Regions from separate parts of the Homo sapiens genome. Here regions 1, 2 and 4 are each linked to region 3. The links are chromatin loops, found by intact Hi-C in ENCODE. Cell type or tissue: Caco-2. All regions are shown on one strand. Region 1 has its middle 23 kb from the start of LINC02719. Region 2 has its middle 150 kb from the start of LINC02719. Region 3 overlaps LOC124902744 (a long non-coding RNA gene). Region 4 has its middle 190 kb from the start of LINC02719.

Region 1 (8,000 bases), 430 kb before region 3:
GTCAAGAGCTATGAATCACAGAGCGGGAAAGAAGTCAAATTTTGATCAAATAAAAATATGAAGTCATATATTTTGATTTTATAAAGAAAAAATATAAAAAGCTAAAATCATTTTCTATTAGTATAAATATTAATAAAATGCTATTTATCATACAATACCAAGTGATATTTTTAGGATAATGTGCTCTATGGAAGTATACAGATGTCTCTTTCTTCTATTCAATATGTATTAGTATTCATCTAGAAAATATATATATATTTCATCAACAGATATATTTCACATATTTCATGATATATATATTTCACATATATTTATTATATTTAAAGCAATAATATATTTATAATAATAGTATATATTAAATATATATATTTCATCTGTTGAACAACTAGAGATAAATAAATACCAAGAAAAGGCTAAACATTTTGGGAAAATGTGAGATTTTATTACGAAAAAAGATCAGATTTGAGCCTGAGGAAGAAATAGTACAACTGTCCTTCTCAGGCGTTACTTTTTATTGTACTAGATAATTAAGATCAAGGCTTTTCATTAGCTGATCTGTTTTCTTGCCATTGTGTCAATATTTCGGTCCTGGATTTTAATTTTTCCTCAAATAGACTTAATCAGTTAATCAAACTGCTTTTTCCAGTAATTAGTCTGATCATACATTTTAACCACTAGGGAGAGCTAAGCAGTTTCAGTCTGTCACAATTTCAAGGTGATAGAGGCAGGAAACAGCCAAATGCCTAGGCAAATAGGGAAAGGTCCCTGGAGAACCTCCAACCTGCCCACATCACTGTGCGTGGGAGCTTGCATAAACATGCCTACAGTGAAAAATTCCATCCATTAACACATGAGCAATAAGGAAATTAAATCAGTATGGAGTGGCTCAGACTAAGGGTCTGCATGGGCACTCGGGGAATAGGGTGGAGCCACCAGGAATTTCTGCCTTATGCTGGGGAGGAGCCTGGCCTCTTCAACTTGTGTGTGGTGCCCTGATACTCATTTGTGAGGTGGAAACCTGCATGCAGGACCCCTGTTTGTGTTGAGAGCTTTCCTTTTGCTAAATGAATTCTGCCCTCCTCACCTTTCAATGTGTCTGTGTGCCTATTTTTTCCTGGTCGTGAGACAAGAACCCAGATTAAGCTGAACCAAGGAGCAAAAAATCCTGCATCAAAGGTGTGAAGAGAACCCAAATATATATTGCAAAAATGATCAATTCATCATATGCTTCTGATATTTGTACTGAGAGTTGGTGAATCTAGTTACAGGGAGATGGATTAGACAAACCAAATTGACCAATAGTTTAAAAATAACTGGTCTGTACTCTTCAAACATGAGTGTTAAGAAAAACAATAAGACTGAAGAATTAATTATTCCAGATTAAACCATGATATGACAAATTCTGTTTCTGTCCATGATGAAGTAAAGGGACTGGATTTAACTTTCTGTCTTAAACTACTAGAAAACTTGAAAAAGCATATAAAACAACTGTTTTCAGACATTAAACAACTGGAAGCATAAGACCATGATCCCTGAGAGAAAAGAAACAAATGAGGTTAGCCTGATGACTACACTGGCATTTTGGCTAGAGGCACATTCTTGAATGTGTAGCAAGGAGGGACATTCTAAGCAGATCATAATGGTCTCTTGTGATGAGATGAGGATCAGAGTTCAGGCAGTTTGAAGTAGCTGGAAGTTTCAGAGGAGAGCTCTGACAAGGAGAAAATTATACCAGAAAAGAGCTCCATAAATCTGCAAAGGGGTTTTTATGAGTCTTTGCTAAATACGCATACATAGGATAAAATTCCATGAAATTGGAAAATAAACCGACTAGGAAATTGTGAGCTAAATGTTACCTAAAACTGATTCAAGAATGGAAATCAGGTATTCCTTTATAGTAATGCAAAGAACAGACAAAACTGTTAAAAGGATTAAATGAGTTAGGTATGCAAAATGTTCAGCATAGTGCTTGGTGTATGTAGGGTTGCCAGATTTAACAAATAAAAATACAGGATGCCCAGTTAAATTTAAATTTCAGGTTATCTAAAATTGGACATAGTTATACTAATAATTAGTCATTATTTATCTGAGATGGAATGTATCCTAACAATTATTCATTATTTGTCTAAAATTTAAATTTACATGAGGACTCAGCTTTTTAACCTGGTAACCCTGTACATACATTAAATGCCCAATTAATGTTAAACAATGCTACTACTGCTGCCACTACCACCTTGCAACTGAAATTAATTCCCAACACACTGCAAAACTAAAGTGTTAAGAAAATTAGGCCTTTTTGCAGACCTTTTGAGGTGATTATTTTTGTCCTACCTTGAGCCTCTGATATTACCGACTACTCTTACTTGAAGTTCTCTCTTCTTGTGCCTTTGGGACGACACATGGTTTTGATGCTCTTTTGATTTTCTTCCAATCACTACAATGCTTAGGTTCCTTCTGTGTCATTGTTTTTCTCTTTCTCCCACCAACTGGCATTGTAGGCATTGCCTAAGGCTCAGTCTTTGTTCTTTCCTTATTTCCTTTCATTCCTTTTTTTTTGAAAAGCACGGCTTTTCTCATAGTTTTAGTCGTCACTTTTATGTTGATCTCTATGTCATCCAAGCTTCAGTACTGCCCTCACCCTCCTGCTTTGAGCCTGGATGTCCAGCTCACTACTTAAAATGTCCGTGTAGTCAACACAAGGGACTTCAGGTCCAACGTACACAAAATTAAACACTTCATCATGCTTCTCAATGGCCTCTCCTTCCAATTTCCTGAGTTTTGTACTAATATTCTTTATTTTTGACTTTTCTTTCTTCTTTAATCTTTACAGGTAATCAGTCTCAATTTGTATGGTTTCTTTGGGTAGTGGAATGAAAAAAATGCAATTTGAAGTCAAAATGAACTGCAACTACTTCTGCCTTCTGGGTTTTTGTGTGAGTTTGGGAGGGAACTGTGGTGAGAATTGGCACTATATATTTCAGGGGGAATGTAAATATCTATACTGCTTCCTTTCATTTACAGAGGCTTTTGGGTATGAAAAGCAAGGCACAGCTGAAACTTTAGTCTCTGGTAGTTTGTTTATTTACAGAATGGTAACACTCAGAATTGATGAACTTTTTTTTTTTTTTTTTTGGACAGAGTTTTCCACTTGTTGCCCAGGCTGGAGTGCAATCGTGCAGTCTCGGCTCACTGCAATCTCTGCCTCCCAGGTTCAAGCAATGGTCCTGCTTCAGCTTCCTGAGTAGCCGGGATTACAGACACTTGCCACCATGCCAGGCTAATTTTTGTATTTTTAGTAGAGACTGGGTTTCACCATGTTGGCCAGGCTGGTCTCCAACTCCTGACCTCAAGTGATCCAGCCGCCTCGGCGTCCCAAAATGCTGGCATTACAGTCGTGAGCCCCGGCGCCCAGCCTGAACCTTGATTTTTAACAGATCTTATTAATGAATGTTCGGTTATGCAAATGCAAATCCAGAGCTGAGGAGTGGGTGGAAAACAGACATTTTCTATAAAATAAAGGGTAGGAATTAAGAAGTAATAGAGACTCAAGGGAGTAAGGGATTTAGGCAACAAAGTGGGAAGCTGGAGTCTCCAGAGAAAGTCTCCTAATGAAGAACCGTGGGTGTCAGGCTACTTAGAACTTGTCGGAGCATGGCTGTCTAATGTTTAGTTTAAATGGCTTACTTAGCAGCACTGTATAACATCATTACTTCAAACCTTTAGCAAAGTCTTTTTAATACAAAAATATTCAGTGTTGAGCTGGGTCTATATCTGAATTTCTTTTCTTTTTTTTTTTTTTCTTTTGAGACGGAGTCTCTCTCTGTTGCCCAGGCTGGAGTGCAGTGGCACAGTCTCGGCTCACTGCAAGCTACACCTCCCAGGTTCACGCCATTCTCCTGCCTCAGCCTCCTGAGCAGCTGGGACTACAGATGCCCGCCACCACTCCTGGCTTATTTTTGTATTTTTAGTAGAGACGGCATTTCACCGTATTAGCCAGGATGGTCTCGATCTCCTGACCTGGTGATCTGCCCACCTTGGCCTCCCAAAGTGCTGGGATTACAGATGTGAGCCACCATGCTGGGCCCTATATCTGAATTTCTATGAAGCAGAGACAAAAAGAAGCCACAGGGGTTTGAAGATGACGAAGAGATTTCACCCAAAATAGGGAGCCAAAAGTGACCACGTGGGCCCTTAGAAATGTACAGAAACTTCAGGAAAGATATTGAATTTCCTATATATTGAAGTAGCCTAAACCAATTTCATCTAAACCTCAAAGGACAAGGTGACTTTAGCTGCCATTTGGGTTACATTCTTTTCTTCTTTTTTGAGACAGAGTCTCACTCTGTTGCCCAGGCTGGAGTGCAATGGTGTAATCTCGGCTCACTGCAACCTCCGCCTCCCAGGTTCAAGTGATTCTCTTGCTTCAGCCCCTCCAGTAACTGGGATTACAGGCACCCACCACCATGCCTGGCTAATTTTTGTATTTTTAGTAGAGATGGGGTTTCGCCATGTTGGCCAGGCTGGTCTCAAACTCCTGACCTCAGGTGATCTGCCTACCTTGGCCTACCAAAGTGCTGGGATTACAGGCATGAGACACCATGCCCAGCCATGGGTTATATTCTTTTAACAGACTCTTAGAATCTGTCTGTTTCCACTTCCACCACCTCTAGCAAATGAGGTGACAGCCATTGCCTCCTGATGGGTCTCTTGGTCTCTGTTACTTCCACTTGTACATATCCATTCTTCTACCAATCTTCCATTTTGGTTTTAAGGATTCTAAGTCAGAAGTTCTTCTACCAGTTAGCTGTGTGACTCTTGCCATAACACAGGAAGATTGATAGTTAATTCTTGCTTTTCAATACTATGAATTTCTTTAAATGATGTTGGATCACAGAACAGTCACATACTGAAAGCTCTATATTTTGCTTAATTATAAACATGACTTTACTCTTTATCGCCAGCAGATGGGGCCAGGGAAAAGATTTCGCCAAGATTCCAAATGCTGACGTTTCTTTGAAGCAGCTGCTTTATCTCAGGTTCTTACACAATCCTCACAACAGCCCTATTAAGTAGAAATTATAACCTGTTTTACAATGGGAAAGTTGAGGCTGAGAAGGTTAAGTCATTTGACCAAGTCTGCATGAGTTAGTAAGTGGCAGAGCCAAGATTAGATCACAAATCTGACTCCAAACCCCATGCTCTTCCTATACTGTGTTTCCTCTCAGAAGAAAAGGAGAAGAAAAATGCTTATTTCAGCTATGTTCCCTAGATAGCAAAGCACTGAGCATTTTTGGAGATTGCAGGTGAATTGATGATTAAGCAAATTAATCATGAAAAAATGAAGTGTAAGGATTTTTAGCAGAGTTATATGAGCAGATCAGTGAAACGCAAAGTAGCAATAACCAGGGACTCTATGTTCTTGCCTTTCTTAATTCATGAAGTTATTGTAAGAACCAAAAGAGAAATGGACCCAAAAAAAGCACAACAAAAAGTATACTCTCCAAATATGGGGTTTAATGATTTTGGTTATTATTGTTTGCAAAATTATCCTTTGGATCCTATTTGTGCAGTGATTTATAATTGATTTTTTTACAGAATGTTGGCTTTTCCTGGGGAAGCGTTTACTAGCTCACTTCATAAACCTGACAGCTGCAGGCAGGTGCAATGCACAGCAGCAGCAGCAGCAGCAGTAGGTTTGCACTTCTGGGAACAGCTGGAAACTGGGAGGAGATTCTATCCAGATAGGTACTATGGAAATACAGATGGCAGAATCTGACAAGTTCTGGTGGAAGGTACATACACTTAGGCTTGAATTTTAGGCAGAATTTTTTGAGGTAATGACATTTTATAATAGTAGACAGGGAAGCAATCACCACTGAACTCCATCTCTGTCCAAATCCTGCAGTGTACAAATAATAGGTGTAATAAAGATTAGACAGCCTTGGGGAGAATTGGATATCGTGCAAATAGAAGCAGTTTGAAAGTAGTATTACTTTTCCTTTGCAAAAGCAGTATACGTCTATTTTTTAAAAGCAAGAAAATTTATATCGATCAAGTGAATGTCTCATTTTCCAATTTTCATCTTTCCCCACAATCCCTCTGCTAAAAGTTTGTCATGTATTTTTCTCTCATTTTAGCATATTTTCTCTCTTAAATATATGTATTTGCTCTCTTTCTCTCCAAATACACACACAATATGTATATGGATTATAAATGCATATATTTATGTATTATAGTTCATTTATTATATATAATGTGTATATGTATTTAAACAAAAATTGGACTCCTACTATAACTCTTCTGATTTTTGCTCCAGCCACTTACTCTATTGTGAGCATTTTTCTGCATTAGTATGTTCAACTGTACCTCATGGTAAAAGCAATTTCAAAAGCTAATTTAGAAATAGTGACAGAGAGAATATAAAGTAATACTTTGCAAGGGCTGCTGAAATAAAGAAGCAAAAGGAAATGAGTGGGAGAAATGGCAATGAATAAACAGAATGAGTTGGACAATTGTTTCTATCTCTTTATCTCTCTGCCTCTGTATGAAATACTCAGTTTTTTATTTACAAGGTGAAGTGCCTCAAGAATAAAAGTTTGATTCTCATAAATCTTTAGATGTAGTTGTTTTATGGTTAAAGAAATCTTTCATATAAATGGGCTTAGAGAACAAATAGAAAAAACACACAGGAAACTAAAAGCCAGCAGTTTCTTTTGCTGTGTAGGGCCTCTTGCTAGAACCAACCAATCCGTACAGACATCACTTTAGAAATGGGATTTATTTATGTTATTGCTATTATTTTGCTCACAGTTAAATGGAAAAGCATACTGTGAGTTTTGCTATATAAAAACAAACAACACTGCTGGAATGTATTTGACATATAGTGTTTCTGCACAAGAAAACTTGCAATGATAATTTTCTTAGAGGGAGGACTAATGCTCCCAGAGATATTCTGGATGGAGTTGAGTTTAGAATATATAAAAGGTCTAAGAACTAACATAATGTTAAAATAGTTCTTAAAAGAGGTTTCTATGTTCGCCAAGTGAAACAGCAAATTCAAATGCGTTTTCAGTTTCTACACCTGGAAATAACTCTAGAGATAAGATTAATGAGGTGTTGGAATTAACAGGGCAACATAAGCAGCACCATTGGCCCCTCTAAATAATAGCCTCCTTGATTTGAAGGGCAAGGCCAACTCTCACGTACTTGTTTGCCTTCCAGAAATCTCTTTTTATGGCACTTCCTTAATATTCAACAGAGCTCTCAAAAAGAGTTAGGGATCATGAAGAAATAAATGCATTCAGCTGAGTTTTCAGATAATCTATTGAACTAGTAGGGGGTGGAATATGATGGGGATGTGGGTTACAAACAAAAAACTAAGCCAGCAAACCAACAGGCAATCAAATCATCCCTGCCCAGAGAGCACTTATAATCTAGCTGTGGAGAGCAAGCTAGCAGAAGACTAATTTTTAAGTACAGAAGGCTATTCAACTCCTTGAAGACCAATATTAAGATTTGGGATTAGAGAATATTAAATTTTCATCTTTCTGGTGCTGAGTGTGGTGGATAGATTCTAAAGAGGCCCTTATGATCCTGCTCCTGCCTTCCACACCTTTATGTAGTCCTCCTCTCCTCCTCTTCCTCCAAGTGTAGAAGAAATCTGTGACTTCCTTCTAAGCATTAGAATATGACAAAGGAAATGAGATGTGTGGGATTATGCATATATGGTTATATTAAATAAGATCACAACTTCCAGGCTAGGTGTCCCTGGTGGCTCATGCCTGTAACCCCAGCACTTTGAGAGGTGAGGCAGGCAGATCACCCGAGGTCAGGAGTTCAAGACCAGCCTAGCCAACATGGTGAAACCCTGTCTCTACAAAAATACAAAAATTAAGGCCGGGCACGGTGACTCACGCCTGTAAACCCAGGACTTTGGGAGGCCGAGGCGGGTGGATCACGAGGTCAGGAGATTGAGACCATCCTGGCTAAAACGGTGAAAC
Region 2 (8,000 bases), 310 kb before region 3:
CAAACTGCTTTCCACAGTGACTATACTAATCTATATTTCCACCAACAGTTTGTAAGTGGTCCCTTTTCGCTGCAGCCTCACAAACATTTGTTATTTTTTGACTTTTTAACAAAAGCCATTCTGATTGGTGTGAGATGGTGTGCGATTGTGGTTTTGATTAGTATTTCTCTGATGATTAGTGATGATTATGAGCCTTTCTTCATATGTTTGTTGACCACTGTATGTCATCTTTTGAGAAGTGCCTGTTGATGTCCTTTGCCCACTTTTGAATGGGGTTGGTTTTTTAAATTGATTTGTTCATTATAAATCCTGGAAATGACACCTTTTTTGGATGCATAGATTGCAAATAATTTTTCCCATTCTACAGGTTGTCTGTTTACTCTCTTGGTAGTTTCTCTTGCTGTGCAGAGCTCTTTAGTTTAATTAGGTCCCACTTGTCAATTTCTGTCCTTGCTGCAAATGCTTTTGTAGGTTTAGTAATAAATTATTTGCCAAGGCTGATGTTGAGAAGGGTATTTCCTAAGTTTTCTTCTAGGATTTTTATAGTTCAGGTCTTACATTTAAGTCTTTAATGCATCTCATGTTGATTTTTGTACAAGGTGATATGTAAGGGTCCAATTTCATTCTGCTGTTATCCCAGCACCATTTATTGACTTGCCAGTTATCCCAGCACCATTTATTGAACAGGGAGTCTTTTCTTTGTTGCTTATTTTTGTCAACTTTGTTGAAGATCAGTTGGTTGTAGGTGTGTGGCTTTTATGTGTTTTCTATTCTATTCCCTTGGTCTATGTATCTGTTTTTGTACAAGAACCATGCTGTTATGGTTACTGTAGCCTTGTAGTATAGTTTGAAATTGGGTAATGCGATTCCTCTGGCTTTATTCTTTTCACTTAGAATTGCTGTGGCTATTGGGCTGTTTTTTGGTTCCACATGTACTTTAGAATATTTTTTTCTAATTCTGTAAAATAAACATTGGTAGTTTGGTAGAAATAACATTGCATTTGTATATTGCTTAGGGCAGTATGGCTATTTTAACTATGTTGATGCTTCCAACCCATGAGTATGGGATATTTTTGCATTTGTTTGTGTCATCTATAATCTCTTTCAGTAGTGTTTTGCAATTTTCCTAGTAGAGATCTTTTACCTATATATTTTTTACCTATACATATTCCTAGGCAATTTATTCTTTCTGTGGCCATTGTAAGTAAGATTACATTCTTAATTTGGTTCTCGGCTTGAGTGTTATTGGTATATAGAAATGCTACTGATTTTTGTACATTGAGTTTGTATCCTGAAACTTTGCTAAAGTTTCTATCAGCTCTAGGAGTCTTTTGGCAGAGTCTTTAGCATTTTCTAAGTATAGAGTCATATCATCAGTGAAGAGAAATAGCTTGACTTCTTCTTTTCCTGTTTGGATGCCCTTTATTTCTTTCTCTTGACTGATTTCTCTGGCTAACAATTCCGGAACTCTATTGAATAGTAGTGGTGGGAGTGGGCATCCTTATCTTGTTCCAGTTCTTAAGGGGAATTCTTCCAGCTTTTGCCAATTCAGTATGATGCTGGCTGTAGGTTTGTCATAGATGGCACTTATTATTTTGAAGTATATGCCTCTGATACCTAGTTTGTTGAGTATTTTTATCATAAAGAGATGTTAAATTTTATCCACAGTTTTTCTGTGTCTATTGAGATGATTATATTGTTTTTGTTTTTAATCCTGTTTGTGATGAATGACATTTATTGATTTGCATATGCTGACCTAATCTTGCATCCCAGGAATAAAGCCTACTTGATCAAGGTGAATTAGCTCTTTGATTTGCTTCTGGATTCAGTTTGCTAGCCTTCTGTTGAAAATTTCTGCATTTGTGTTCATCAAACATATTGGCCTAAAGTTTTTTTTTTTTTTTTTTTCGTTGTGTGTTTTTATGGTAGCAGGTACCATTCTTTTGTTTCCATGTTTAGCACTCAAAGACCCCTTGTAAGTCTGGTCTAATGCTAATTAATTCCCTTAGCGTTTGCTTCTCTGAAAGAAATTTTATTTTCCCTTCACTTACGGAGCTTAGTTTCGAGGGATATGATGTTCTCAGTTGGATTTTTTTTAAGGATGCTGAAGATAGTTCTCCAATTGCTTCTGCTTTGAGAGGTCCCTTGCTAGCCTGATGGGTTTCCCTTTGTAAATGACCTGATCCTTTTCTCTAGTTGCCTTTGAGATTTTTTTCTTTCATGTTGAACTTAGACAATCTGATGACTGTGTGCCTAGCAGATAGTCATTTTGTATGATATCTTTCAGGGGTCTCTGAATTCCTTGAATTTTCATGTTGGTCTTTCTAGCAGGATTGGAAAAATCTTCATGGATTATATCCTCAAATTTATTTTCTAAGTTGCTTACTCTCTATTCTTCTCTCTCATGGATGCCAATGAGTCATAGGTTTGGTCTCCTTACATAATAACATATTTCTTGGAGGCTGTGCATTTTAAAAAACTCTTTAAAACTTATTTTTAATGTGACTGTGTTGATTCAAAGGACCAGTTTTTGAGCTCTAAAATTCTCTCCTCAGCTTTATCTATTCTGTTGTTAATGCTTCTAACTGTATAATGAAATTTCCTTAGTAAATTTTTTAGTTCCAGAAACTCAGTTTGGTTTTCTTAAAACAGATATTTCATTTTTTACTTCTTGGATTGTTTTACTGAATTTCTTGTATTCCTTGTATTGGGTTTCAACTCTCTCCTGCATCTTGTTGAGCTTCCTTGTCATTCAAATTCAGAATTCTACATCTGTCATTTCAGTCATTTCAATCTGACTTAAAAACATAGCTAAGGAGCTAGTGCCATTGTTTGGAGGTAAGGGGACACTCTGGCTTTTAGGACTGCCAGACTTCTTGCACTAAATCTTTCTCATCTGAGAGGACTGTTATTCCTTCCTTTTTCAAGTTGCTGTCATTTTTCATTGGGCTTTTTGTTTTTATATTATTACCCTTGAGGGTTTGATTGTGGTACAAGTTGAATTCAGTCAATTTGCTTAGATTCTGGGTGCTTACAGTAGATTAAGACTCTGTATGGGATGTTTATTTGTGGCTAGATTACTGAATTGGGCAGTGTATATGGGCAATTATTTGTTGGTGTTTGTTATTCAGGCTGTGATCCTGTAGATGGCACTTAAGAGTAATGGCTGGCAGTTAGGCCCCTACCTGCAAGCCTCTTTCCCATTTCAATGCATTTGCAGTGGTGCTTTTTGGTGGAGGAGGCAAAAAGATCAGAGAGATGAACCCCTCACCAGATCCATTCCCTGGCCTTAGGGGAGCTCCCTGCAGTCACTGGAACTATTCCTGCAGTTCTTTAGTTTCAAGGGGTGGGGTTCTGTCAGACTGTGATACTGCCTTCCTTACAGACAGCTGAAACGGAAAGTTAAGTTGCCAGGAGACCTGCAGCTCCCTGGGAGCTTGTTGTATCTCTGTGTTTGGCACAGTCGTTGTGGGTTGTGGGATATGTCTGCAGGTGGTCTGTTGATGTAGTAGGTCAAGAATGGGGATCTCCAGGCAAGGCCAGTGTTGCAGTAGGTGTGGAACTAATGTGGCACCTGTACCCAGGGATTTTTGCTCAGCAGACAGCTATAAGGACCACCCATTTATTTCTCCCTTGACCAGCTTTCCTTCTGGTGGCTGTCCCAGTAACTGGCCTGATTAGCTAGTTTTGTTCCAAGCCTACTGCACACAAATTGCTGGGCTATTAGGTGTTCAGGGCTGCAGGGATCCTTCAGTCAGAGGCTGCAGCCACTGTGGCAGATAAGCCACACCCTTCCCAGACCAGCCCTACAGAAGGGGGCACACCCAAATCCTGCACTGACCCATAAACTTGGGCCTCACTCTTCTCAGTGTTCTGAGAGTGAAGGCTCTTTCATGCTTGAGTTCCAGCCACTTATCTCAGCTTCACCCTCCAGAGCTGCATGCTCTTTCTAACCCTGGGGTTTAGGACTGGGCCCTTGGCTTTGTCCTCTGTCCCTTAAAACCAAGTACCAGCTGTGCTGAGGGGCCAAGGTGTTCCCAGGCCACCAGCAAACCACTCAGGCCAGGGAGTGGAGGCTGCACTATGTGCTTGCTTTTGCAGCAGTGGCCATGCAGGGACCCTGCCAGGGGCCGGTGAACACAGGGACATGCAGATCTTGTGTACCCCAGTTCCATGGGAAAGACAACCCTGTTGTCTCCTGGTCCAGCAGTCAGCAAAGGCTAGAGGCACTCAGAGGACTATGGAGAGCCCTGGGAGATGGGCACCTACGGCCATATTTTATTGCCCCTATACCCTTGCAAAATCCCATGCAGCCTTGAGTTCTGTCTCTACCTACTCTCCGGGAAGTTGCCCTGGCCAGCTCAATTGTCCATGGGGGTCATATCTCTTGTAGCTAGGATCTCAGAGGTCTATGGTGACAGTGGGTTGAAGTGCAGTCTCTTCACTCATCGCTTCTTTAGGAGCTGTTCAGGGCCAGGAATGAGTTCTGGTGTTCCACAATCCCATACTGGGTTCCTGGCTTCCTCTCTCTTCAGCCTTGGTGTCTGTGTCTCCTCTTTATAAGCTCTCTGAGTTTTCCCTCAAATGATTTGTTCAAAATATGTTGATTTACTCAATATTTTGGTCTCTTTCAGTTGGAGAGGCTCCTACTGGTTTTGTCTAGTTGGCTATCTTGTCCCTCCCATTCTGTGGTTAACTTTTTATCTTAACTGGTTGTGAAATAAATTCTCCAAAAGTGTTAGCTAATACAGGGCTTATGCTAGCAACACATTTTTGTGTACAAAGAACTTTTATCTTATTTATGTTTTGCAATAAACTTATAAAGTATTTTAGTTTCCACTGTAAGAATATGGAAATAATGCTCAGATGTTATCTACCCAAGATTCACAGCCAGACGTGATCCAAGTCTTTTAACTCTTACCCACACTATGTTGTCTTCTTCTTTGGACCATTTTCAGGGTAGTTTTCATTTCAGAGGGGACATTAAATATTAAGCAGTAGTGACTGTGGAAAGGTAAAGAACAAGGGTGAACAATTCTGCTCAGTATTTCTTCAAATCTCTTTGGGTATCTACAGCTCTTTTCTCCACTTCTAGTAGCTGGCTCCACTCATAAAATCTCCACAGGAATTTACTCAGTTACTGGGGCAGAATTAAATCCACATTTTGGAGCCAGTGTTATCATTTGTGCTAGTCTTTGAGACAATTTAGGCATCTAAATACATATATTAGGGATGGCAAATGGATTTCTATTCCAAGCCAACTCTGTTAGATTATTAGTGGCTATCTCTTTGAAAAGGATTCTAAGTTTGCATCTGAGTTCAGCAGACAAGCATCATGATTGGTTATTCATGTCTGCCAGGCTTGTGTGTGGAGGAAGTATTCAGATACCTGTAGTGTAGTTGCCATTCTTGACATACACAGAGGTAGCATGTTAGAATGGGTCCCAGAGATCATCTACTCCAGTCACCTCATTTTACAAATTAGGGAACCAAGGTTTAGAGAAGGAGGGGAGAGTCTTTCTTATCTCAATCTTGCTTCATTGCTAGTGTGCTACTTAAAAGCAAAGAACAATTTTGATCTGGTATTCTAGTTTGATTTCTTGACTCCATGCAGAAAGTGCTAGCCATTGTACAGGGAGTAGGTGTGATGCCCTGCTTTATGCTCCCATTGAAGATATCTTTTTTGGCTTTCCATACTTATAGTTTAGCTATGTTGAACTCTTCTGTTGCCTTTCCTGGTCACCTGCCTTGGATTCCTCTTTTCTGAGGGTTCTATCTGACCCTGTCTTTAGGTACTGTGCCTCAGTCTCCAGACCTATCCTTCTACCCATCTCACCTCAATCAGCGTGAATCTATTTTATGTCCCTCACTGTTGTTTCATATACAAACCTATTAAAAGATAAGCATTGTTTAATACCTTACTCTCTTGTTGGCTATTTGGGTCATAAAATGGAATTCTTAAAGACACAATTTTTAATCCTAAAAGAAAAATCCCAAATGATTGAAATTTAGAGTATCAGGGGAGGCTGGTTCTTATGTGATGTGAGATATTTTGGCAGATTATTGGCAGCAGCCATCAAGTCAGGGCTAGTCTTGATTTTATAAATATTTATAAAATATTTTGTTTCATCACCTCACATTCACTGAACCTTCCAACTCTTTGATTTCCTTTTTTTAAATATGGTTCATGATAATGCTTAATAGTTGCCCATGTTTTAAAGATACAGAAATCAAAGACACACTGGAGTGATGATTTTCCCTCTTTTGGTGGATTATAGGCAGAACTAGGATGAATAATTGCTGTCTGCAGCTCCACAGCTGCCCCTCCCTGCTCCTTAGCATGAAGAGCTGTCCTGCTGTTCTTTACAGTTTGGTCAAAAGCCGATTTTTCTCATCACCCTGCTTTACAGAGGCTCAGCACACTTCAATAGAATCTGAAGGTATTGAGTTCCCACTAATGATATTTGCTTTTCAAATATACAGTGATACTTTTGTGGATGCATATTGTATCCAGTCTAAACTTACATCCTTTATTTAGTCTCAAACGAAGCTTCGTTCCAGCATGAAGACACGGGATTAAAACATAGCCATTTATCTGCCAGTTCTGGAACATAGAGTACAAATAAACAGGCATTGTATCACCCTGTCAGCCCTTTGAGCTCGTTTAGATCCAGATGGTGGTCCCAAGAAACATTACAGTCCATTTCTTCATCTGTGGCTATGGCAGGGCATGTGTTTTGCTCAGGGATCGCAGGCCTTGGGTTAATGGCAAAGATTATAGACATGGTTCTACATGCCACAAAACTTCCCACAGAAGAGCTATGGGAAAGGAGTTTGATCTGCTAATGTTAAAGTCGTCTATGGAGCACATCTGGAAGCAAAAGGCAACATTTTCCATTTTCAAAGTAGGTAAACAAATAAGCAACTGTGTAGTGTCTTGCATTGACAGGAGAGATCCCTAAATAATAATATTTTTCTTACATGCCAGGCTCTGTGATAGAAAGCATTTACACACAGTATTTCAACTTCACATAACAATGCATCACCAATTATACATAGCAGGTATATTTAAAAGATCCAAGCCTTAGGTATGTGACCTTCACTAGGGTCTTTCACTACCCATCAAGGATGAAATCAGGACTTGAACTCAGTTCCCTCTGACTCAAAAGTCCCTACTTTCTTATACTAAGCTAGTCTGATTTGCAATTTGTATGCAATCTGTATAATCCCAAACTAATGAGACCGAATAAATGTTAGAAATAGTTTCATGTATTACATTTTAAATGACCAATTAATATTCCACAGCATTATATGGGCCAGTATGAGCTTTAAACATAAATAATAATTAGCAGGGCTGAACTAAGAAGAAAATAAAAGCAGAAATCTATCTGATGTGACTTGAGTGGCAATGGGAAGGTCACTCTTGCTTCAGAATAACCCATCTCATCACCATGCCTGGACTTTCATATAATCATTTACTGTTAGACTGAAAGAAACGTTAGAGATCATCCATTTTATTAGTGAGGAAACTGGGCTTAGATTTGTATAGTGACATCCCAAGAGCTCATAACTACTTAGCGTACAAACAAAGAGTCATAGCTTAATGCATATAAAGCTATTAGGTTTTTTAGAGTCCTGATTGAAAATGGAAACACCTAAGGTAAGCATTGAAAATGGATTTCATCATATGCCAACTCAGATTCACAAGTGGTTGCTACACAACATATGTTGACCAGGATTTGGAGGTTGCACATAGAGTCAGCAGTAAAGAATGCCATGATTCATTATTGATGTCTGTTATACCTACAGGAAGTGGAATTCAATAGAGCATGTGCTAAATATCATCTATTTCTGACTTATGGGATGAAAATCCCTCTAATTCCTTATTATCAGAGTGGAGAAAGTCTGTACCATCAGAAGATCTACTTTCACATCCTGACAGCTGTCCCTAATTATTTTCTCATGTATAAAATGGACTAATTTTAGCTGCTTTATCTCCC
Region 3 (8,000 bases):
CTTTCAACACTCTCCATTCTGTTACTTCCAGCAATTACCTGTAATTGTATCTCCAACTAAGACAATTAGTAAATAAATACAAATTCTTTTTTCATGATTTTTGTTGATGCTATTTAAATTCTAAGAAGCTTTATTAATTTTGGCTGCTTATAATAATTTCCTTCTTTCTCCTCCAACCAAAATTGTTAAGTGCTCTGCTCTCAAAAGCTTGCTTGTTAGTCAATGAATTGCATGCAGTAAGTAAGACTAATATTCTGAAGGAAAAAAACAAACTACCTTAGTGAAACCACTGAGACTACAGGGTGGTAGCAATTATATCTTAACAAAGAAAGGACACTGAAATATTTAATAAATATTTATTTACATTCATAATAACTAAATGTATTAGTTTGACATGCATATATTTATCTCTCCATGCATCTGTTGTTGTTTTTTCTTGAAAAGTGATTAAAATAAAACAGAGATATACTTATTTGCTCAAATGCTCTGCCTTCAGACATTGCTATATATGCACAAAAACTCCCAAGTAGTCTTACATGTAAATTTTAAATAGCAATTCTCTCAGCAGTCACAACACATGCAATCATATCCCACCAATTCAAGCCAATAAGATGACGTATATTTAATTTAGACCTTTGCTTGCAAAGTGCAGTTCATGGAAGCAGTAGCTGTATCACTCAGGATCTTGCTAGAAATTTAGAATCTTGGGCTCCACCCTAGAACCCCTGAATCAGAATTTGCACTTTAACAAGAACTCCACATGATGCAAATAAATGCACGTACAATTTGAGAAGCTCTGCTCTAGCCCAGGATGTACATTTCAATCACCTTTTAAAAACGCAATTGCCAAGCTTCTGGGCCAGATTTACTGAATGCAAATCTCTGAAGGTGAGTCCCAGGACTTGGTAAAGATTTTTACAGGTGATGTTCATAAAAAGCCAGGACTGGAGATCTAAGGGAATTCTTTAATGCTGTAACAGAGTGACTTCCTCTGACCCCTAATTTGCTAAACCACTTGTCTGCACTTTAGAAAAGTAGATTTTGACAAAATAAAGAGGATAGATTCTATGTGTTCTCAGAGGCAAAAATTCAAAAATGGAAAATATCTCAGTATACTGGAAGGGTCTCTAAAGTCCATATTTCTATAAACAGTTGCATATTAATAGCCTTTTTGGAAAGGAGAGTTGCTGAGTAGTAAGGAGTCCAAAGTGCTCAGATTTTAATATACCATATATAGAAGATGGGTTAGAGCTGGCTAAGAAAATGTACAGCAAAGTGTCATAAGTGTATTATTATATTGTAATAATATGAAAACTAAAACCTAGAATCCATTTATTTATTCATCATTTTTTATGTATTTATTCTGATAAATATTTTATTTTATTGAATGCATACTAAGTATGTACCTCTGTGGCAGACACTGATATAAGCTGAGCTATAAAAAGTATAAAGATGATGTACAAACACATGCTTTTTAAATTAATTTTTTAAAAAAAATTTTTGAGTACATAGTAGGTTTATATATTTATGGAGTACATGAGATACTTTGATACCAGCAATAAGTAATAATCACATCATGGAAAATGGGGATCTGTCCCCGCAAGCATTTGTTCTTTGTGTTACACACAGTCTAATTATACTCTTTTAGTTATTTTCAAATGTACAATTAAATTATTATTGGCTATAGTCACCCTGTTGTGCTATCAAATACTGTCTTATTTATTCTTTCTAAGTATACATATATTTGTACTCATTAATCATCCCCCACTTCCCCCTTGTAACCTCACTACCCTTTCTAGCCTCTGGTAGCCAACCGTCTATTCTCTATCTCCCTGAGTTCAATTGTTTTGAATTTTAGATCCCACAAATAAGTGTTAACATGTGATATTTATCTTTCTGTGCCTGACTTATTTCACTTAACATAATGAACTACATACGGTTCCATCCACGTTATTGCAAATGAAAGTATCACATTTTTTTATGTCTGCAAAATCCTCCACTGTGTATGTGTACCACATGTAAATTAGAGGTTGTCTGTCTCCATCTGTCTATCGATGAACACTTAGGTTGCTTCAAAATCTTAGCTATTGTAAACAGTGGTGCAACAAACATAAGAATTCAGGTATCTCTTCCATATATTGATTACCTTTCTTTTGGTAGGTACCAGCAGTGGGGTCACTGAATCGTGGTTCTATTTTTAATTTTTGAGGAACCCCCAAACTTCTCCATAGTGGTTGTGATAGCGACAGGAGACAGGAAAATTCCTACGCAGACAGGGATGGATCCCCAGTGAAACCCAACTTTCAAACCAAGGACAGTTTAAAATCTGAAAACCAAGCTGCCAGTTCCAGATAAAGCCCATGACCAGAGGGAGAACTTCCATCCCCATCTTACCCACTCTCTCTCTATTGGTTCCTTCTGAGTGATGGCTTTTAACCAACCAAATGGTGCTTTTTCCAAGACCACCCATCGACCAATCAGCATGCACTCCCCCATTCTGTTTTTCTGTTTGTTTGTTTTTGAGACCAAGTTTTGCTCTTGTTGCCCAGGCTGGAGTGCAATGGCACGATCTCAGCTCACTACAACCTCTGCCTCCCAGATTCAAGTGACTCTCCTGCCTCAGCCTCCAGAGTAGCTGGGATTACAGGCAACCACCACCACACCCGGCTATTTTTTTGTATTTTTAGTAGAGACAAGGTTTCACCATGTTGGCCAGGCTGGTCTCGAACTCCTGACCTCAGGTGACCTACCACCTCAGCCACCCAAAGTGTTGGGATTACAGGCGTGAGCCACTACACCCGGCCTGCACTCCCCCATTCTAAACCTATAAAAATCCTGGACTCAGTTTCACAGATGGCGACCCACTTTCAGGTTCTCTCTCGATGCTGAGAGCTTTCTTTATGTCGCTCAATAAAATTCTCTGCCTTACTCAGTCTCCCATGTCCACATACCTTATTCCTCTTGGTTGCAGGACAAGAACCCAGAACTCGCAGAACTGTGACAGTAAAAGAACTGTAGTGCTCCTGCTCACTGAGCTGCTGGCAGCAGGAGTAAAAGAGCTGTAACACTCCCTCCTGCTGGCTGAACAATGAAAGAGAAGAAGCCGCATGGTTGTACTAATTTAGATTTTCACCAACAGGGTACTAGAGTTCTCTTTTCTCCACACCCTTGCCAGCATTTGTTATTGCTTGAATTTTTGGATAAAAGCCATTTTAACTGGGGTGAGATGACATTTCACTGTAGTTTTGATTTGCATTTCTCTAGCGATCAGTGATGTTGAGCACCTTTTCATATGCCTGTTTGCCATTTGTATATCTTCTTTTTGAGAAATGTCTGTTCAAATCTTTAGCCTGTTTTTTGATCAGATTATTAGATTTTTTCCTATAGAGTTGTTTGAGCTCTTTATATATTCAGGTTATTAATCCCTTGTCAGATGGGTTATTTGCAAATATTTTCCCCCATTCCATGGGACTTCATCTCACTGTGTTGATTATTCCTGTGATGTGCAGAAGCTTTTTAACTTGATGTGATTCCATTTGTTCATTTTTGCTTGGTTTCCTGTACTTGTGGGATATTACTCAAGAAATTTTTGCCCAGGTCAGTGTCCTGGAGAGCTTCCCCAGTGTTATCTTGTAGTAGTTTCACAGTTTGAGGTCTTAGATTTAAGTCTGTAATCTGTTTTGATTTTTGTATATGGTGAGACATAAGGGTAAAGTTCTATTCTTCTTCATACAGATTTCCAGTTTTTCCAGCACCATCTACTGAAGAGACTGCCCTTTCTCCAGTGTATGTTCTTGGCACCTTTGTCAAAAACGAGTTCACTGTAAGTGTATAAATTTGCTTCTGGGTTATCTGTTCTGTTCAGTTGGTCTATGGATCTGTTTTTCTGCCAGTACCATGCTGTTTTGGTTACTATAGCTCTGTAGTGTAATTAGAAGTCAGGTAGTGTGATTCTTCCAGTTTGTTCTTTTTGCTCAGGATAGCTTTGGCTATTCTGAATCTTTTTGCATGCAAATTCTTAGAGCTACATTCAGATCAATGAGATGAGACAGGGCCATTGCTTGAGTAAAGCTATAATTTTACAAAGAAAAACATTGTGGAGAAATAAAGTAGTCCTTATTTTACTTCTCTCTTCTCTGCCATTAAGAATAATACACACGGCTGGTCACAGTGGCTCACACCTGTAATCCCAGCATGTTGGGAGGCCGAGGCGGGCAGATCACGAGGTCAGGAGATCGAGACCATCCTGGCTAACATGGTGAAACCCCGTGTCTACTAAAAATACAAAAAATTAGCCAGGTGTGGTGGCGGGCACCTGTAGACCCAGCTACTTGGGAGGCTGAGGGAGGAGAATGGCATGAATCAGGGAGGCAGAGTTTGTAGTGAGCGGAGATGGCGTCACTGCACTCCAGTCTGGGTGACAGGGTGAGACTCCGTCTCAAAAAAAAAAAAAAAAAGCATAATACACACTAACAGAAAGGGTACATGAAACATTATATACAATGAATTAAAACCCAAAAAGGAAATAAGTTGTTAACAGAACATATAGTTATTGTTAATTAAGTCATGCCTGCAAAAATTACCTGGCAGTGAATGGGAAAAACTTGCAGGTATGTTCCTAGAAATATTATAAACATGGAGAATGTTACCTTCACTTGAAAAGTAGCACTTGCCTTATGGTTTTATCTACCAGTACTTTGCCTTTTTCACTGTACCATGGAATATTCCCTCAATATTGTTTAACTGAATTTTCTTGACAAACTCTTTTGTTACAAACAGCACAAAATATATTCTAACCTAGTTGCATTGAAAACATATTAATTTTAAATTAAAATATATCACTTGTGAGTTCTTACATATATTATTAATTCTGGGTTCTATTCAGTGGTTAGCAGTTTCTACATGTTCAGGAGCACCAGTTTTGTGTAGCTCTTCCCAACTCTGGGTTCAGCAATCCCATTGGTAAAAATTGGTCATAATGGGAGCATGGGAAATTAATGAATGCTACAATTCAGGGTCTTTTTTTTTTTTGAGATATGGTTTATTAACATATCATTGGACATTCCTGATGAATGTATTGGTGAAGATCTATAAAAAATGCAGTGCAGGAAAAATATAAATTCAAGTAAACCTAAAAATTGTTTAATTTTTATAGTCTTTTTCATTACCAGTCTTTTTTTTTTTCTCAGTTGCTATCATTCTGAAAAAGATCTTAATAGTTTTCCTGGATATAATACTGCAGTAACCCCCTTAGTTCTTCTAACTCCATGGACTGTCTATTTCTGAACACTATATAAATTGACTCATTTACTATATATTATTTTATGTGTGGCATCTTTTGTTAAATGTGAAATTTATACTGTTGCATGAAACTGAAATTTATTCATTTTCATTGTTATAAAATATACTCCCTAATATGCTATAATTTATTTTTTATTTACTATTTATAGACATATTAATTATATCCTATTTGAGGATATTATGATTGCACATATATATGCATTTCTATTCAAGATTCCTAAGACTGAAATATCTGGGTCAAAGAATATGTATATGTTCAATTTCATCAAATACTACTGAAAAGTTTTCCAAAGTGGCTGTAAAAATTTATATTCCCATCCGCAATGTATGAGGTTTGAGATACTCCACATTTTCATAAACACTTGACATTGCCAGTCTTTTTAATTGTAGTCATTTTGATGTATGTATAGTGGAGTCTCATTAGGTGTTAATTTGTTTTCCTCCAATGATTAAGGAGGGTAAGTACTTTTTCAATACTCATTGGCTCTTAGGATGTGCTTCTTTTTTGGAATTCCTCTTCAAGTTTTGTTTTTGTTTTGTTTTGCCAAGATTTCACTATTTTTTCTATAGATTTCTAGAAATTCTTTATATATTTTGAAAATGAGCCTTCAGTTGGATGGAAGTATGAAATCATATTCCAATCTGTGGATTTGTCTTTTCACTCTTTTAATGGAATATTTTTATTAACAGAATTATTTCAATTTTATTAACAGAATTATTTCAATTTTATCACAGTTAAATCAATGCTTTTATACTACAAAATCTTAACCTAAACCAAGTTCATAAAAATTATATTTTATGTTATCTTCTAATAGCTTCTGGAAACTTTTTTATCTTTCTTGTTTGGATCTAATTTCATCTGGAATTTACATTTATGTATGAACTAGGAGTCAGGTCAGTTCCTCATCACCTGCCACACATATGTGCATGCGCGTGAGTGCATGCGCACACACACACACATACACACACACACACACACACACACACACACACCCACAGATAACTAGGTGTTCCAGCACTGTTTTTTGAATGGATAATCTTACCCTATAACCCTGAAGTATGTACTTTTTTATAGTTCAAAAGTTTGTACATGTATGGACCTGTTTCTAGTATATCTATTCTAAATCGTTGGTCTATTTGTGTATCCTAACACTAATATCATGACTTAATTAATGTAGTTTATAGTAAGTCTTGATTGATGACATACGGTGTCTTCTCTATGCGCTCATCTTTAACATCGTCTTAGTTATTGCTGGATGCTTAGTTTACATGTATATATTAGAAATAGCTTGCCAATTTACACACATATACCTGAGATTTTGAAAAGATTATATCGAATCTATTATATTGACCATTCTCATCAATGAATACTGTATAATCTCAATTTATTTAGGTCTTCTATAAATCTCTTAAAAATGTTTTAGACTTTTAATATATCCTTAGATTTGGCTTGTTCATGTTTTGTTTAAGATTGTTAAAGCTGTTTGCATGGGAAATACTACCTGTAATTGTCCTTTTGAAATGTATCTGCTAGGTTTTGATATCAAGATTACACAGATCTCACAAAACATCATGGTAAGTATTCCATTCCAATTTTTTCTCTAGAATAATTTTTGCAAGATTAATGTCATGTCTTTAGCTGTTAGAAATCACCAAACTTCTAGTAGAAAACATCTGAGCATGGAGTTTCTTTTGGGGAAGGTTTTGAATAATGTATACAATTTCTTTCATAGATAAAACTAATCTGATTTTCTTTTTTCTGTGGGGAAAGGTAAGTTTGATGAGTTGTATTCTTTATAGGATTTTTCTCCATGCCAACCAAATGTATAGCCATAAAGTTTTCACCTTTTCCTTGTAGTATTGTTTTCAATTTCTAAATTTCTTTTCTTTATTATTTCTCTTATTTTCTTTGGGTTAATATTCTGTTCTTTGTCGAACTACTTGATTCAGATGCTGAGATTATTGATTGTCATTTATAATATATAAACCTAAGTGTATAATTTTCTCTTTGGGCATGTATTTAGCTATATTCCATAAATTTTCATATGTAGTATTTTCATTATTATTTGGTTCAAAATATTTTCTACTTTTCATTATGATTTCTTCATTGACTCATGGGTTATTTAAAAGTGCATTTTAAAATTTCCAAATATAAGAGAATTTTTCAGTTATCTTTTTTATTATTTCTAACATTATTCCACTGTGGTCAGGAAACATATTTAGTGTGATTTGAGCCCTTCTAAATCTGCTGCGACTTGCTTTATAGCCTACAATATTTTTAATTTCAGTAAATATTTTACATACATTTAATAAGAATGAGTGTTCTAGAGCTTTGTATGTGGTTATTATATTGTATGTAGTCAATTAGGTCAAATTTGTTAAGTATTATATTGAAGCATTCTATAGTCTTAGTGACTTTTTTGGTCTTGTTCTTTGTGTTACTGAGAGAAATGTGCTGAAGTTTTCCACTGTAAATGTAGAGCTGTACATGTCTTCTTGTATCAATAATTTATTTTATAAACCTCCTTGACAAAAAATGGTACCTGAAGAAATTAGGTGCTAAAACCAATAGCTTGTAATGCAGATCCTTTACTTTCAATCTTATATCCATAAAATATAATGTTCTACCTATATCTTTATTGATACAATATGATGGACAGAAATGACCAGTTTCCTGCTCCTACTCACTGGAGCCTCAC
Region 4 (8,000 bases), 270 kb before region 3:
GTCTTTGAAATGCTGCCTTTATGGTATACTAAGAATTCATTTAGATTTGCTTCTGTTTCTGGGCTTTCTCTACTCTTCCATGAAGCTACCTATTTGTAGCAGCAGTTTCATTCTTGCTTAGTGTAGTTTTCCTGTATTTTTGAATATTTCATGGATAAATTCCCCTTCCATTTTTTTCAAAATAATATTTTGAATGTTCTTTTTACTTTTATTATTTCTGATGAGCTTTGGAATCCTTTTTTCCATGAAGATATACATATCAGTTAGAATAAATTTTGTATGCCTGAAATAGAAATTTAAGCCTTTGGCAGAGATTGCACTCTGTGCCCTTAGGCTTTTAGACTAGGGACCACCCTCTGTTGCTACCCCTAAGAACCATGTTAGGAATGAATCACTGTGAGCTCATTCTCTAAGACATGACATATTCTACGGGGTTTTTTTTTTAATGCATTTGTTTTTTAAACTGATAAACTTTCAGGGTTCAGTGAGAGGTTTTTAAATTGAGATTTTAATATTTTTAGTAGGTGCCTATTCTTGTTTTTTAAAAGAGGATTTTGAAAACTCTTTTTCTTTTTGCTCCATTTTATTTTATTTTATTTTATTTTTATTGATCATTCTTGGGTGTTTCTCGCAGAGGGGGATTTGGCAGGGTCATAGGACAATAGTGGAGGGAAGGTCAGCAGACAAACAAGTGAACAAAGGTCTCTGGCCTTCCTAGGCAGAGGACCCTGCAGCCTTCCGCAGTGTTTGTGTCCCTGGGTACTTGAGATTAGGGAGTGGTGATGATTCTTAATGAGCATGCTGCCTTCAAGCATATGTTTAACAAAGCACATCTTGCACCACCCTTAATCCATTTAACCGTGAGTGGACACAGCACATGTTTCAGAGAGCACAGGGCTGGGGGCAAGGTCATAGATCAACAGGATCCCAAGGCAAAAGAATTTTTCTTAGTACAGAACAAAATGAAAAGTCTCCCATGTCTACTTCTTTCTACACAGACACAGCAACCATCCGATTTCTCAATCTTTTCCCCACCTTTCCCCTTTTTCTATTCCACAAAACCGCCATTGTCATCATGGCCCGTTCTCAATGAGCTGTTGGGTACACCTCCCAGACGGGGTGGTGGCCGGACAGAGGGGCTCCTCACTTCCCAGTAGGGGCAGCCGGGCAGAGGCGCCCCTCACCTCCCGGACGGGGCGGCTGGCCGGGCGGGGGCTGACCCCCCACCTCCCTCCCGGACAGGGTGGCCTGCCTGGCGGGGGCTCACCTCTACCTCCCTCCCGGAGGGGGCGGCCTGCCGGGTGGGGGCTGACCCCCACCTCCCTCCCGGACGGGGTGGCTGCCAGGCGGAGATGCTCCTCACTTCCCAGACGGGGTGGCTGCCGGGCGGAGGGGCTCCTCACTTCTCAGACGGGGCGGCTGCCGGGCAGAGGGGCTCCTCACTTCTTAGACAGGGTGGCTGCTGGGCGGAGGGTCTCCTCACTTCTCAGATGGGGTGGCTGGGCAGAGACGCTCCCCACCTCCCAGACGGGGTCGCGGCCGGGCAGAGGAGCTCCCCACATCCCAGACAATGGGCGGCCGGGCAGAGACGCTCCTCACTTCCTAGATGGGATGGCGGCTGGGAAGAGGCGCTCCTCACTTCCTAGGTGGGATGACGGCCGGGCAGAGATGCTCCTCACTTTCCAAACTGGGCAGCCAGGCAGAGGGGCTCCTCACATCCCAGACGATGGGTGGCCAGGCAGAGATGCTCCTCACTTCCCAGACGGGGTGGCAGCCGGGCAGAGGCTGCAATCTGGGCACTTTGGGAGGCCAAGGCAGGCAGCTGGGAGGTGGAGGTTGTAGCGAGCCGAGATCACGCCACTGCACTCCAGCCTGGGCACCATTGAGCACTGAGTGAACGAGACTCCGTCTGCAATCCCAGCACCTTGGGAGGCCGAGGCTGGCGGATCACTCGCGGTTAGGAGCTGGAGACCAGCCCGGCCAACACAGTGAAACCCCGTCTCCACCAAAAAAACACGAAAACCAGTCAGGCGTGGCGGCGTGCGCCTGCAATCGCAGGCACTCGGCAGGCTGAGGCAGGAGAATCAGGCAGGGAGGTTGCAGTGAGCAGAGATGGCGGCAGTACAGTCCAGCTGCGGCTTGGCATCAGAGGGAGACCGTGGAAAGAGAGGGAGAGGGACACCGTGGGGAGAGGGGAGAGGGGAGAGGGGAGAGGGAGAGCCTGAGCCTTTTTGCTCCATTTTAAATAAACTACAGTTGATGGCCTAGTAAAAGGCACAGGTGTGAGGATGGTATATCCTTGTGGAAAAGCTTTGGGATGCCTGGTCTTCTTGCTGGGTAAGAAGCACTGTGTGCTTCTTACATCCCCAAAGCAGATCCCTAACTCTGGTCCCAGATGAAGGCTTTCCTGCTAAATGCAGCAGTCAGGAATGGTTACAAGGGACACAGTACAACCAGTCACTAACTTATTACTTGAGACATGCAAAACAACTAGTCCCAGTGTTCTCTGGCAAATTTCATCCACAGTATATTGTCTTGCTTTCACTTTTAAGGTTCAGTCTTAAAACTACAGGAGCACACACTACAGAATGTTCTTGCTGAATTAGCTGACCAAGGGAAAGGGGATAACAATATGTCCCTGTCTAAGTGGATTTAAGGTATCTGTATTCAAACTCTTCAAATCGTTTGAGCCTTCAAAAGAAGGGACAGCCTTGCCATTGGTCAGTATATCTTGTCATTAATTATGACATGGTGGTTTCTTTTGTTTGGATCTCTCTTTGAGACAGAGATTATAAATACGATTACACAACTTTCAAAATTCTGTCAACAGTTTTGTTTTAGATTGAGCTACTATCTCCTGAAGCTGTAAGTGACATTCTGAAATTTCCTAATCAAATGGGCCTATGGTTTGTGGATTTGCTTTCTCACACTGGCCAAGTGACATAAAAGCACTTTGCCATAAGGGGTTTTTAAAAAGTCTTACATAGTCATCCTTTTCTGGCTTTCCTTCTACACAAAGGCCTGAGAGAGAAAGCAATGGCAGTACAAATGAATGAAATTTAATAGATTGTTTTAATTTAAGAGCAACAATTCCTCTGGAAATTAATCACATTGGACTGAATGTGAGCTAGGAGAGCAGCAGGACTTATTTCCCAGTCTTGAAAGGATAAAGTTAAAATATGTCTGGAGGCCAGGTGCGGTGGCTCACGCCTGTAATCCCAGCACTTTGGGAGGCCAAGGTGGGCGGATCACAAGATCACGAGATCGAGACCATCCTGGCTAACACAGTGAAACCCCATCTCTACTAAAAATACAAAAAATTAGCCAGGCGTGGTGGCAGGTGCCTGTAGTCGCAGCTACTTGGGAAGCTGAGGCAGGAGAATGGTGTGAACCCGGGAGGCAGAGCTTGCAGTGAGCCGAGATCGCGCCACTGCACTCCAGCCTGGGTGACAGAGCGAGACTCCGTCTGGATTTAAAAAAAAAAAAAAAAGTCTGGAACCAGCAGATGGCGCCAAAAGCAACCAACCTCTAATTGTTCTCATTGCTCATTAACATAAGATACTCCCACCAAAGCTTGACAATTTATATTTGTCATGTAAATGACCCAGCAGGATGGCAATGATCCAGAAATTACTAGCCCCTTTTCTAGAGACTTCTGAATAATCAGCCTCTTAATTTGCATGTAATTAAAAGTGAATGTAAATGCTGCTAACCAATAGCTCACAAGTGCTGAATCTGGGTCACTACCTATGGGTTGGCTCTGCTTTGCAAGGAGCAGCTCTTGTTGAATAAAAGTTGCTGTCTAGGCTGGGCGTGGTGGCTCACCCCTGTAATCCCAGCGCTTTGGGATGCCGAGGAATGCAGATCATGAGGTCAGGAGATGAAGACCAGCCTGGTCAGCATGGTGAAACCCTGTCTCTACTAAAGATACAAAAAATTAGCTAGGCGTGGTGGTGGGCACCTGTAATCCCAGCTACTCGGGAGGCTGAGGCAGGAGAATCACTTGAACCCAGGAGGCGGAGGTTAAAGTTAGCCAAGATCGCAACATTTTGCGCCAGCCTGGGCAGCAAGAGTGAAACTTAATCTCAAAAAAAAAAAAAAATTAAAAAATTTATCTGGGCACGGTGGCATGTGCCTGTAATGCCAACTACTTAGGAGGCTGAGGCAGAAGAATTGCTTGAACCAGGGAGTCGGAGGTTGCAGTGAGCTGAGATCGCACTACCGCACTCCAGCCTGGTGACAGAGCAAGACTCTGTCTCAAAAATAAAAAAGTTGCTAACACCGCTGGCTGGCTCTTAAATTTTTCCTAGGTGAAGCCAAGAACCCTCATGGGTTAAGCCCCAATTTCAGGACCTTGCTTGTCCACCTGCAACAAATGGACTAGTTTTTAGTAGGCACTCATTTTATTACTTCCAGCTTTGGGAGATCATTTTTCATAACTCTCTCACTAGTTACCATTCCATCTTTGCAGACATAGTTTTGTCAGCTCAGCAGATCTAACTTTCTCCATCAGGGTTTCCTGTGGTAGCCTCCTGGCTGAGCTAACTGTGGCTCATACGGAACAAAAGACCTAGCTTTGCAGGTGGGGGTTTTAAAGTTTAGGTTCCAAAAAAAATTAGGGCAAATGCTTAACTTTGTTTCTCATTGTTTTCCTTCTATCATCCTTGAGGATAATAGATAAACAATTTGATTTAATTTATTTGCAGTGTACATCTTCCTTTGAATGACTTCTACCATTCTATCTTAATTTGCGGTTTATTGGAAAGTCTTGGTTCTGTTATGGTGGTCTGTATAACCCATCTCAGATAATAAAACAGCATGGTTTCCTGAATTCAGTGGAAGAACAAATGCTTAAGAGATTTTCAAATATAAAATAATAAAGAAAAAACTATTACTAAATTAAAAAGTCAACATTTAATTCTGTAAAATCCACACTTTTAACAGCTTAGTCACTAAGTATATGAATATTAGTTGGCTACAAATTATTTTCTGGGTTTGATTTAAAAAACCAAAGGACAGAAAGAGATATCGAGCAACTTAATTCATCCTTCCATCTTCAGTCAGCTCCACAATTGACTTTCTAGAGTCAGAAGAAATACTTTCTATTATTTATTGCAAATTACCTCAGGTACTTCATGAAAGTAGGTGGAATATAAAATGTTCCACATGCATTGTATTAGGCATTTTATCAATTCATTTAAAACCCAAGTCAGGCAGGGCGCGTTGGCTCACACCTATAATCCCAGCACTTTGGGAGGCCGAGACAGGTAGATCACAAGGTCAGTAGTTCAAGGCCAGCCTGGCCACGATGGTGAAACTCTGTCTCTACCAAAAATACAAAAATTAGCCAGGCGTGATGGCAGACACCTGTAATCCCAGCTACTCAGGTGGCTGAAGCAAAGAATTGCTTGAACCCAGGAGGTGGAGGTTGCAGTGAGCTGAGATCGCACCACTGCACTCCAGCCTGGGTGACAGAGCGCGACTCCATCTCAAAAAACAAAAGCAAACTCAAGTCACATCAAATCACTCCCATGCTCATACCCTTCAAGGACTTTCCATATTCCTCAGATGGAAAGCCAATAGCCTTAGAGTGACAGGTGTGCTCCAGGGCCACCTGACTTGTCTCTTCTGTACCTTAGCTTTCCTACTCCTCCTACACTCCTCTTTGACCACATTAATCACCTCACTCTTCCTGGAACCCACCCAAGCGTGCTCTTGCCACAAGGCCTTTGCACTAACTATCCCTGTTGTCTAAAATTCTCTTCCTGCAAATGTCCCATGTTGTTTTCTCCCTCTCTTTGTTTGAGTCTTGGATCAACCATCACTTTTTTAGAGAGATGTCCCATGACCACCCTGGAACCATGTAAAATGACAATCCTGGTACCATGTCCCTGCCAGACACACACACACCCCTGTTTTTTTTTCTTTACATGATGGCACATATCAAGATTGGTCATGATTTAGTATTTACTTATTTATTTGTTTACTGATGGACTCTTCCACAGGAACATAAATTCAATGAGGGAAGGATTTTGTTTTCTTCCCTGTTGTCTCTCCAATGTCTGAAACAGTGTCTGGCTATGCTCAGTATTAAGTTAATATTTGTTAAAAACTTTGTGAGGCAGAGAAAACCGAATACTATGTGATCTCACTTATGTGAAATCTTAAAAAGTTAAACTCATAGAAGTAGATAATAGAGCAGTGGTTAGCAGGGATCAGGGGTGAGAGATGTCGGTGAAAGGGTACAGACTTTCATTTAAAAGATGAGTAAGTTCTGGGGACTGAAGGTACAGCATGGTGACCATAGTTAGCAATGCTGTGTCATATACTTGAAAGTTGCTAAGGGAATAAATCTTAAGAGTTTTCACCACATATGCAAAAAAGGATAACTATGTGAAATGAGGGATATGTTAACTAACTTCATAGTGGTTTTGGTAATCATTTCACAAAGTATATGTATATCAAATCATCACAGAGTATACTTTAAACATACATAATTTAATTTCTCTATTATACCTCAACAAAACTGAAAAAAAAATGTTGCCCTCCAATTATATGCAGTACTAACACAGTTCTAGGCCCATAATAATACCTTCATTATTATGATTATGATTATGATTATGATTATTATTATTATTGAGACAGAGTCTCACTGTTGCTGTTGCCCAGGCTGGAGTGCAGTGGCATGTTCTCGGCTCACTGCAACCTCTGCCTCCTGAGTTCAGGTGATTCACCTACCTTAGCCTCCTGAGTAGCTGGGACTAGAGGTGTGTGCCACTACACCTGGCTAATTTTTGTATTTTTAATAGAGATGGGGTTTTACCATGTTGGTCAGGCTGGTCTCACCCTTCTGACTTCAGGTGATCGTCCTGCCTCTGCCTCCCAAAGTGCTGGGATTACAAGTGTAAACTACTGTGCCTGGCCCCCTTTGTTAATATTAATTGAATAAATAATGAAAAACATTTTCACCAAAAAAACCACTTTGTGAAGTAACTCAGATGTCACTATTGTTTGAAAATATGTTTATCTTACTATATATGTTTTATATATGGCAAGGATGGATTATGATTTTAATTAAATTGATTCAAATAAACATACATGTTTCTGGGATAGGCCGTGTGATAGCGGACACCAAGACGAATTCATTTTACTTCTGCTTACTACTTCATGGCCTCAGGAAAAGCATAAAACATTTGGCAGCAGCAAGCAATCTCCAAATAATTGATAGTTATGAATTATGTAACAAAAGCAGAGGTAACAGCAAACCATTCTTGTTGTTTTTCCCATAGACCTGATTGTTGTTAAGTAGAAAGGAGAAATTGATACAACAAGAATGGAAATAGCATCTATTTGTTATATTAATTAGTTACTTAATATTAACATTTGCCTTTCCTAAATCCTAAATCTGTTCTCACACTGCTAATAAAGACATACCCCAGACTGGGTAATTTATAAAGGAAAGTGGACTCACAGTTTCACATGGCTGAGGAGGCCTCAATACAAGTAATTTATAAAGGAAAATTCCACATGGACTCACAGTTCCACGTGGCTGAGGAGGCCTCAATCATGGCAGAAGGCGAAGGAGGAGCAAAGGCATGTCTTACATGGCAGCAGGCAAAAGAACATGTGCAGGAGAACTGCCCTTTATAAAACCATCAGATCTCATGAGACTTATTCACTATCATGAGAAGAGCATGGGATAAACCCACCCCGATGATTCAATTACCTTCCACTGGGTCCCTCCCACAACAAGTGGGGATTATTGGAGCTACAATTCAAGATGAGATTTGGTTGGGGACATGCCAAAACCATATCAACTGATAGGAAAAAACTTGAAATAATTATAGTAGAAACAGAAGATCAAAAACCGTTTTGGCTGATGCTGTGGCTTACGCCTATAATTCAACAACTTTAGGAGGTTAAGTTGGGAGGACTGCTTTGGTCCAGGAGTTCAAGACTGCAGTGAGCTCTGATTGTGCCACTACATCCAGCCTGAGCAA

The links. Hi-C counts contacts between places; a loop is a spot of excess contacts. Peaks named below come from ENCODE experiments on the same cell type or tissue, not always from the same donor. Only the 100,000 strongest peaks of a DNase experiment are listed, where the experiment ranks them.
Region 1: a loop joins it to region 3, with 16 times the contacts of the local background. A loop is called at or near these places in 11 of 110 quality-filtered maps.
Region 2: it touches region 3 in a loop (2.1-fold over the local background); 5 of 110 quality-filtered maps call a loop at or near these places.
Region 4: it touches region 3 in a loop (1.8-fold over the local background); 8 of 110 quality-filtered maps call a loop at or near these places.

The regions. Positions count from the first base shown.
Region 1 is chr11:106,151,424-106,159,423 of GRCh38, forward strand. No RefSeq gene overlaps it. Among named protein-coding and RNA genes, the nearest start is that of LINC02719, 23 kb to the left of the region's middle. In Caco-2, CTCF peaks have their summits at 722 (motif pointing right) and 4,956 (motif pointing right); a DNase peak (open chromatin) is centred at 4,998.
Region 2 is chr11:106,273,898-106,281,897 of GRCh38, forward strand. No RefSeq gene overlaps it. Among named protein-coding and RNA genes, the nearest start is that of LINC02719, 150 kb to the left of the region's middle. RefSeq lists an enhancer at 2,900-3,483. In Caco-2, a CTCF peak has its summit at 3,170 (motif pointing right); a DNase peak (open chromatin) is centred at 3,194.
Region 3 is chr11:106,582,193-106,590,192 of GRCh38, forward strand. The region is part of intron 1 of LOC124902744 (a long non-coding RNA gene); the gene reads right to left. Among named protein-coding and RNA genes, the nearest start is that of GUCY1A2, 430 kb to the right of the region's middle. In Caco-2, no CTCF peak of the experiment used is centred here; a DNase peak (open chromatin) is centred at 3,049.
Region 4 is chr11:106,316,095-106,324,094 of GRCh38, forward strand. No RefSeq gene overlaps it. Among named protein-coding and RNA genes, the nearest start is that of LINC02719, 190 kb to the left of the region's middle. In Caco-2, a CTCF peak has its summit at 3,486 (motif pointing right); a DNase peak (open chromatin) is centred at 1,484.